2 separate regions of the Homo sapiens genome follow, and region 1 is linked to region 2. The links are chromatin loops, found by intact Hi-C in ENCODE. Cell type or tissue: PC-3. All regions are shown on one strand.

Region 1 (5,000 bases), 140 kb after region 2:
GAAGCAGAATATAAAAAGGCAAATATAACTCATAATTAACAGTTCTTAAGTACCTTTCCAGAAACAATAAAAACAAACATAGGCATGACAGGCAGGTAGCATACACTCAGGCAAAATGTCTGTGTGTGCAAAGAATGGAGGACCTGCTTGCAGAATAAGTGGTATGCATAAAAGCGAAAATTGTATTTAAAAATTTGAGAAGTTGAAATGACTTAAAAGATGTAGAGAAGAGACTGAGTACCAAGAAGAAAGCAAGATGATGCAAGATGAGGTTTTATGAGTAGACAGGGTAGATATCACCTAGGGCTTTGTAAATTCGAATACTAAGTATGAATTCTACCTTCAATGAAAGGTGAAGCATGTAGAAATGGCATGATCCAATTTGTGTTTTTACATAATTCTACCTGAAGTACAGCTAATAAATTGGGGAGGAGCAAGGCTGAAGAAAATTGCCAGTTAGTATACTATTGCTGTGTTCTCTGAGTGACATGTTAGGATGCAGACTGAGTAATAAATACAGTTTAGACAGATATAAGTAAATTGATTGAAGTTTTCTTTTGGATTTAAAGTGTTGATTGAATATATAACGAATACTGCAGTAATACAGAATTCAGGTATTCTCCTTGATTGAGTCTTCTAATTGTTAACCAATAGATATATCTTTCCCCCATTAGTTTCTCAACTTTTTTTGAGAATATAGTTCACTATATTATAAATATACATACCTATATTGTTGTATATATTGTATGAACATAGTTACCCTACATTATGGTTTTAAAGTGTCTATTTCTTATTGGTTAGTAGTTTTTTTCTCCTAAAATCAGAAATGTATTCCAACTTTTCTTAAGTGCATTTTGGTACTTATCAACATGATTGCATCACTTTATTCTCCAACCTAAAATAAATATATCTTTATGAATTTCTTTATGCTAACAAACACTTCCTTCAGAATGAAGCATATATGGCCAAGATATAGAATTCCTCTACTGTACAACATGTTGAAAAATTTTGAAGCTACATTCTAAATTTTTATTTAGAAAATAGTAAAACAGTATATTAACATACATATATTAGTATACCTTTTATTAATACACTGATATGGTTTGGCTGCATCCCCACCCAAATCTCAGCTTGAATTTAGCTCCCATAATTCCCATGTGTTGTGTGGGACCCGGTAGGAGACAACAGAATCATAGGGGCGGTTTCCTCCATACTGTTCTCTCGGTAGTGAATAAGTCTCACGAGATCTGATAGTTTTATAAGAGGTTTCTTCTTTCACTTGGCTCTCATGCTGTCTTGCCTGCCGCCATGTAAGATGACATCCCTTGCTCTTCCGCCATGATTGTGAGGCCTCCCCAGCCATGTGGAACTGTGAGTCCATTAACCTTTGTTTTCTTTATAAATTATCCAGTCTTGGGTATGTCTTTATCAGCAGCATGAAAATGGACTAATACATACAGTAAAACTTTAAGAAAGTGCAGAGTGAAAATGATTCTGTTTACTTGTTTTTATAAATAATGTATTTATAAAATGTGACATAATTTGGACCAGTTCCCTGTTGCTTTCTTGAAGCAATCTCCTTCTCTAACTTCCTAACAAAGAAAAAGTGTTCTGCTTTTCCTCCTTGGAATCTTCTCTTCTTTAAATTATTGACTTTTCTCTTTATAAATGACCTCTCAGTATTGGCGTTTTTAGTCCTGAGCCCTCTGCTTTTCTAATTCAATGTCTATTCCCTCCTTCCTAGGCCTTTTGTCAATAACGCTGGTATCTTGTTCCTGTTCTGCATCCCTGATTTAAACATTAAACAAACTCATGGACATTAGCACTTAAATATGTCATAGTCATCTCAAAAGTATCATTTCCAAAACCAAATACTTGACTTCCTGCTCTCTGCCCGTAGTATGTATTCTCCCCCTCTGCTTTCCTTGTCATTCTGCATAAAACTACATTGCTCAATAGTTTACACTAAAATATAGGAGACAATTCGATTCCTCTGTATTTCTCAATATTTCACATTCATGCAACCAGCAAATCACGCCATTTTAAAGTCAAAACTATATCCTAAGTTTATCTGATCACTTTACTTCACTCCCATTACCACTAACCCAATGTGTCATCACACTGTCTGACTCACTGCACCTTATGGTAAATCGAATTAAACCTGGCCTGAGAGAGCCTCTGTACTTAAATACGTGAGTCATTATGGATAACCTGTATTCTAACTTAGTAGGTAGGCAATCTGAAAACAGAGCTTAATGGTATGCTTTGATAACAATAGCTGTGTTTAAGCCTATCCCAGTAGTCAGATGTCAACCACTCATCCACGGTCAACTCTTCAAACCATGTTCAAATAAGGCAAATGCAAAGATGTAACCAGTCCGGCAGTTTCTGTACTTCGCTTCCACTTTCCGTCATCACTTATCTTTTTCAGTTTATAAATTTTTTCCAGCTGCACAGTTGCTCCAGAGTCTATCTGAATCTACTGTGATTCTAAGAGCTACCTGATTCCTGAATCGTTTTTCTTTTCCTTGCTCAAATAAACTCTATTAAATTGAATTTGTCCAAAGTTTTTATTTTAAAATTTAACCATAATTTATTGAACTTAATTTATTTCCCTCCTTCTTCTCTTGTTACCACATACAAGCAGAGGCAATTAGATGTTGACACTATGGTGATGATTTCCCAAAAATGTCAGAGTAAAATTTTAACCTTTTGCTCTACCTTCTAAGGCCCTGCATTGTGAAATTCTTACTTACTTTGCTAAATTCCCTTATATTTGCTCCATGTGCTGCAAGTTCAGAAAATGCATCCAGTTCAGAACTCACTTTGTAGAATCTATTTAGTTTCTACTATTTAGTCTAGAAGGTGTTTAGCACTTGAAAGTATTGCATGACTCCTTTTATCCATATACTTTCATTATTATATGGACAATACTTTATACCTCAACTTCTAAAATGTGTTTTTTATACATACTGTAAATATTTCAGGCTATTGGTATCTCAACTTCTCCTTGTTGAGATCCTATGATTTGTAATGCACTACATGACTCCAGAAAAATAACAAATGGCTATATATTTTATGATTAGGATATCCACAAAACAAAATAAAGTCACAGCACATGAGATCATAATCATGTAAGAAAAGATCGCATGCCCTCTAACCAAGACACAGAACTCTTTAGCTCTTCATTAAACACTCTCTGACAGGCTCTCTACCATGTAACCATGAACACGTATTGGTTTTGCCTTGAAGGCTTTAAAAATAGTTTTTGCTCAATCATAGGTATTTGTTTTCCTTTAAAAACTTTGGGGATCATGATATCTCATAAGTCACAAAGAACTGCCTAAGATTAGAAATTTTATTTCTATTGAACTCTTGTCTTGTCCCATTGAGAAAATTAACAGAAAACTCAAACTGTAATTGCTAGATTTCAGGGGAATCACTCAAGAAAGGATTCACTCCAGGTTATTATCAAAGTATTTTATTTTTTTATTTCCAGATAAGTATTCTGTATCTTTGTGTTTAAATAAACTAATTATTTCATAGCAGGGAACAAAAACCCTCAGTACTTAAAATCTTCAATTATGTAGCAGGTGTAGTGATTCTCTTCTGTGTTTTTATTTTTTTTCTGTTCACCATTTTATTGGAAGGACTCAAAAATTGACACTTTGTTCTCTTGGGAGATGACGATCTAAGTTTTTTGTTGTTGTCTATGTTGGTCTTGATTAGGTCTCATGACCTAGACCACCAGAAAAGCCCATAAAGAGTGTCAACAAAAAGAGAACAATGTGTGCAGCATAGTATAAGGGACAGAGGGTGGGCCCTACAGTGAGCACGTCTTGTATTCGAGACCTGGATTGGCCACCTCATTGATCCTGAGACTTCTTAAGCTCCAAGTCTCAAGTCCCTCATCTGTGAGATGGGTTGACAATACCTACCTCCTGGGGTAAATGGTGAGAGAGTTTTAGAAAAGACAGCATATTTTAGGCCCATTCACAGAGTTAGTGCTCAATGTGTTAACTGCAGATTAAAAAGGAATAAAACCTCACTTTCCTTAATGCTGTCATCATTGACTTGTTGCCTTTAATGTCCTAACCTGCATTTCCAATTCCAAAATCAGAACTTATTTTCTCAATGAAAAGCTGATGGAGAATGCAAGCCTAAACTAAGGGATAAATTATTTGCTTTTAAGTTTCAGAAATGTAAATATGCAGATATATTTGGAAGAGTATTAATGAGTTATACAGTCAGTTTTTAAACTTAGCAGAAACCATGACTTCCTGGATTAAAAGGGAGCATTAGTGACAAAGTTTGCTGAGATGCTGACATGTCCTACCTAAATCTTCTTAATAAGTTAAGCTATGAGTGCGTATGTGTGTGTGTGTATGAATGTTTGTGTGAGAATGCATACACAGGTGTTGTTAATAATAGCTCAACAAGATAAGTTTGAAGATTGAAAAAAAGGGAACATTTGCATGACTTACAAGATAGAAATTTGGCAGGTAGAAAGTCCTATCAAGATGTCACTTGTTCTCCCTTTATTTATTTTCATGCCTGGTTCTTGAAGCAACAAAATTGATTTTTTTACTCATTTAAATTGTGGAGAGAGCTTAATGAACTCATATAGAATCTAGTGTGTTCAAAAGTGTTGTGAAATTAAACTCCAGAACTAGAAAAATTACTAGAGAAACCTTGATTTCAAATTGTCTCAAAATCTAGAAATTTGGAAGACTGTCACAAAACATTCAAAGGAGGTGACAATTTTTAAAGTATGTTTTAACTTAAAAGCAAGAGATTGTGAACTAAAAGCATAGTCTGTGTATCAGTAAGAATATATAGGCTAGGGTTATACACATGAACAAACTAAACCCAACTAAAGTGGCTTTAAACATCAGAGGTTTATTTCTCACTCACATCATAATTTTGAAAGGTAATCTGAGGCTCTGCTCTCACATTGTGGTTGACCTCATTCTAGGACCCAGGCTTATGGATCAGCCAAC
Region 2 (5,000 bases):
TTATGTTGAAACATCCAAAATTAAGTGTTGGATAACATGATCCTTCACCCTTAAATTCTTTAGTATGAATATCCTAGGAACTAGGAGAACATTCTCTTATGAAACTACAAGGCATTTATCAAATTCACGTAATTTACATGGATGCAATACTTATAATTCTCATCAAATTCATGTTTAACTTTTATTAATTACCTTTAAAACCTCCTTCATAGCAATTTTTATTCAACTCCAGTTCCAACACAAAAATGTATTTTACTTTCAATGTTAATGTTCCTTTAGCATACTTTATTCTGGAACTGTTTTTCAGCCTTTCACATTGATATTTCTGAATTGTAGAGGCCAAGAGCTTTATAGAAGGTCCCACAAGTTGTGTTTGCTTGCATATTTTATCCTAACTAGATCCAGGTAATTAATTTTTGGCAGGAATATAATATACTTGAAGCTGTATCCTTTTCAGTGTAAAATGATACATCAAGGAACACCTGGTATCAGTGCACGCCATCATTGATGCTGGTAACCTTGGTGTGGAAGTGACCATCAGATTTTCCCACACACAGTTTCCTTCCTTCCCTTAGAATTTGATAAGTCATTTACGGGGAGCAATTTTGATCCTGTTTTCAACAAACATTCATCTAATGTTTGAACATCCATTGATACATATCAAAATCTTATTACAATGAGTTTAACTGTCATTTCTTCCACATGTTAGTTGACATTATAATGTAAAGAATAATTTTACTTTCTCCTACCTTTATGTATTTCTTTGTTTTACAGTTTTAACTGTTTTTATTAGAACTTAAAATTGGAGAGTGGGATCAAGAAAGTTTTGTTTTTACTTTGCAATCACATAAATTTACTATGCTTTTCAAAGAGTAAATGCATATTAGAAACAAAGTAAACTTTGTGGTTTTCAGAGTGCTGAAGTGATCCCCAGTGACTTATTCCTGTGTAACTCCTTTCCTTTGATTATGAACATGACCTGTGGACATGAGGGAATATGATTTCTATGATTATTTGTTGTATGGCAAATAGGATTTTTGCAAGTGCAAAACAATTCTCATATTTGTGAAAACCATTGATACTACTTGGAGAAATATACAGATTCTCTTTATAACTTTTGTTTCTAAAAAAGAGTCAGATAATATCCCATATTAATACATCTTTAAATTATGCTCTGGGTCCACCGCTTTCACAAAAGAACAGGTTTGCTGACAAGCATTCTCTAGAAAAATCCTTTACCCTCAGTATTGTCACAGTATACTTAGAAATCCTAGAAAATCTCATGCCTGTTAAGCTAACACAGCTTGTTCTTAGAGATGGTATCCAAACTATACCAAGTTTAAGTCTACCTTTTAACATACCAATCCTCTACTATCCTGGATAATTAGGTTAGCCAAATGATTTTGCATTTACATGAAGCCTAATTTTATCATATTACAACTCACATTATCTATTTATCTACATAAATATGTGACTTTATAGAAAATATAGACAAACTATATTTCCTAAGACAATTTTCAGAAAAATGGATGTAAGCTTACTTTATTATATGAAACCATAGAATCTCTTTCAAATGTTTTTATATATGCTTCTTATGTTAGTTACTTTTGTGGCAGCATAGACGTTGAAGATTGGCTGATGTCCAGTCTTTAGGCAGGATAGCTGTTGTCAATGATGGATTATACATATTTTTATCTTTAGCTCAGTGAATTAATTTTAAAGAGTCTGCAGAATGTTTGAATGACTGCCATCTGGTCCTGTTGATTTTCTTGCAATATAATTTATTGATATAGTTTGTCATTTCTAACTTAAAAGGCTGTCTAGGATAAAGCCTTACCTCCCACTATATAACAAGAATAACTACCAAGGTAAATGTTGCGTGTATTACCATGAATGTCAGTTCAGAAGAGGTAAGTGTCTGTATTGCAATCTCCTTAGTGTCCAATATTAACAAAGTGATTTACAAATATGAATTTTAGGCCTGGAGCGGTGGTTCCCTCCTGTAATCCTAGCACTTTGGGAGGCCGCGGTGGGTGGATCACCTGAGGTCAGGAGTTTTAGACCAGCCTGGCCAACATGGCGAAACCCTGTCTCTAATAAAAATACAAAAATTAGCTGGGTGTGGTGGCCGGCACTGTAATCCCAGTTATTCAGGAGGCTGAGGCAGGAGAATCACTTGAACCGGGGAGGCTGAAGTTGCAAGGAGCCGAGATCCTGCCATTGCACTTCTGCCTGGGTGAAAGAGCGAAACTCCGTCCAAAAAAAAAAGAAAGAAAGAAAGAGAGAGAGACAGAGAGAAAGATGATTTTCAGCCTAATATTGGCGATAAGAAGCCTTTCTTCTGATTAGCTTCACTTCAGTAAGGACTTTTGTCAATATACACTTTCAGCATTGTACATGAAATGTTTGGCAAGAGGCAGATGACTAGTCTCTCTGTGGTCATTTCCTGATACATTCATATCTCAGGCCACAATCTCCCTGCTTTTCACTTACTTCCTACCATCTCTAGGTCCTACATCACCATTCTGTTATCCATATTTACTACCCTTCTATTACAGTTGTTTTGCCTCCACAGCATGCATGCTAGATTTCCACAAATTCTTTATGTCTTATGTAGCCAAACATTCTCAATTCATGACAGAACTAAATGTCCAAAATAATTAATATCGGGGAAAAGGAAATAGTTTGATTACAGAGGAATAATAATTATAACATGGCTTGATCATAAAAATATTTTTATATTAAATAATTGAAATGAGTGAATAATGATTTAACCATGAGTTGCTGTGAACTTTAGGCTGAGAATACTGATGAAGACGGTGAGTTTATGTGTTTATATGTGTGACTATAAACACATTTTAATAAAGGTAAATCCTCATATGGTATAGTATAAATATATTTCAAACATGAAAATTTAAAAATAGCTCTACATACTTTTGGTTTAGAAATAGAGTTGTAAATACTAGAGAAATATGGTTGTAAATACCAAATTAAAAAGCAAACAAGATTTTAATGTTTTTAATTATTTTTTCTATTTTAAGAAAATTACTGATTTCCATGCTGTTGTAAAAAATAATACAGAAGTACTATGTACCTTTTATTAGATCTACTCTAATGATTGCATCTTGTAAAACTATAGAACTATATTTTAATCTGGATTTTGACATAAAATACAGACAAGATACCGAACACTTCCATCGCTACAGCATCCTTTATGCTACTCTTATATCTACGAGCACTTTCCTTCCATTTTCACCCCCTTTAACTCCTAGCAACTACTAATCTGTTATTTCTCTAGTTTCATTTTGCTAATTATATATAAATTGTATCATAAAATATATCTTTTGGGATTGGCTTTTATTACTATAATTCCTCTGAAAATTCATCAAGATTCTTATATTTATAAAGAGTGGTTTTTTCTCCCTTGTTGGGAGATATTCTATGATATTGATATACCATGGTTTTGTGGGGTTTCTATTTATCCATTGAAAAACATCTGAGTTATTTCCAAATAAAGCTTCTATAATTATTTATGCGCAAGTTTTCTGTGAATATACGTTTTCATTTTTCTTGGATAAATGTCAATTATTGTTGGCAAATGGTAATCAAACTGTGGTTCATATGGTAGTGATATGTTCAGATTTTTGAGAAATTTTAAATTGTTTTTCAGGGTGGCTGAACCATTTTGTATTTCAGTCATCAGTGTGTGAGTGATTGCACTTCTTTGCATGTTCATCAACATGTGGTGTTGCCACATTTTTTGGTTTGGTTTGATTTTGTTTTTAAATTTTGCATTTCTGATATGTCTGTAGTAATAGTTCATTGCGGTTTTAATTTGCCTTGCCTTGGTGGCTAATGATAAGGAATATCTTTTCATGTGCTTATTTGCTATCCATACACCTTCTTTATTAAAATGGTTCTTCACGTCCTTTGCCAATTTTTTCATTTGATTTCTCATTTTCCTCCTGTTGCCTTTTGAGACTTCTCTGTAAAATCTAGATAGCTATGTAATTTGAAATTGTTTTTTTCCAGCCTGCAGCTTGTCTTTTATCCCTCTTCAAAGGTTCATTCACAGTGAAAATATATTTCGATGTTCTTAATGAAGTCTGACTTATCAAAGTTTTCTTTGATTTTTGTGCCTTTTATAAGAATTCTTTCTTTTCCCCAACTTTTACTTTAAGTTAAGGGGTACATGTGCAGGACATGAGCTTCTGCACAGCAAAAGAATTATTTACCCAGCTCTAGATCTCAAATATCTTTCTCCTAATTTTCAAAAGTTTTATTTTTCACATTTTACATTTGTCTGCAATCACTTTTAAAATAAAAGCATAAATTTAAGGTGTACAGCATGATGTTTTGATATACATGTACATTGAGTAATGGCTACTACAGAAAACTAACATATTCATCTTGGTCACCTCACATAGTAACCTTTTAGCAGGTGTGTGTGGTGAGAACACTTAAGATCTACTCTCTTAGCACAGTTAAAATAGTCAACACAGTATTAATAACTATAGTCACTATTCTGTATATTAGATCTCTATAAAGTTTTCACATCACATAAGTGAAACATATCTTTTGACCAACATCTCTCTATTTCTCCCACTCTGTCTGTAATCCATTTGGAGTTAATCTTTTTATAAAGTTTGAGACATGTCCAATTGCTATAACGAATGTTAGAACATTTGTTGCAAAGGTTATGTTTCCTTTATGATTTTGCTTTTGCACTTTTGTCAAAACTCAATTGGGCATATTCATATAGGTCTATTTCTGAGTTCTCTATTCTGTTTTGTTGATCTATGTATTGATTCCTCCATCAATATCACACAAACTTGATTACTGTAGGTATATAGTGAGTCTAAAAATGGATAGACTGATTCCTCTTTTTATATTCATAATTTTCAATATTATTTTAATTCTTCAGGTCTTTTGCTTTTTTATACCAATTTTAGAATAATGTTCATTATATCTATAAAAATCTTAATGATATTCTGATATGA

Evidence for each region. Peaks named below come from ENCODE experiments on the same cell type or tissue, not always from the same donor. Only the 100,000 strongest peaks of a DNase experiment are listed, where the experiment ranks them.
Region 1: it touches region 2 in a loop (2.2-fold over the local background); 1 of 110 quality-filtered maps calls a loop at or near these places.

The regions. Positions count from the first base shown.
Region 1 is chr5:12,633,580-12,638,579 of GRCh38, reverse strand. The region is part of intron 2 of LINC01194 (long intergenic non-protein coding RNA 1194); the gene reads right to left. Among named protein-coding and RNA genes, the nearest start is that of LINC01194, 61 kb to the right of the region's middle. In PC-3, no CTCF peak of the experiment used is centred here; a DNase peak (open chromatin) is centred at 2,159; H3K4me3 peaks cover 570 bases; H3K27ac peaks cover 1,434 bases.
Region 2 is chr5:12,774,983-12,779,982 of GRCh38, reverse strand. All of the region lies in intron 3 of LINC01194 (long intergenic non-protein coding RNA 1194), which reads right to left. Among named protein-coding and RNA genes, the nearest start is that of LINC01194, 200 kb to the right of the region's middle. In PC-3, no CTCF peak of the experiment used is centred here; a DNase peak (open chromatin) is centred at 2,442.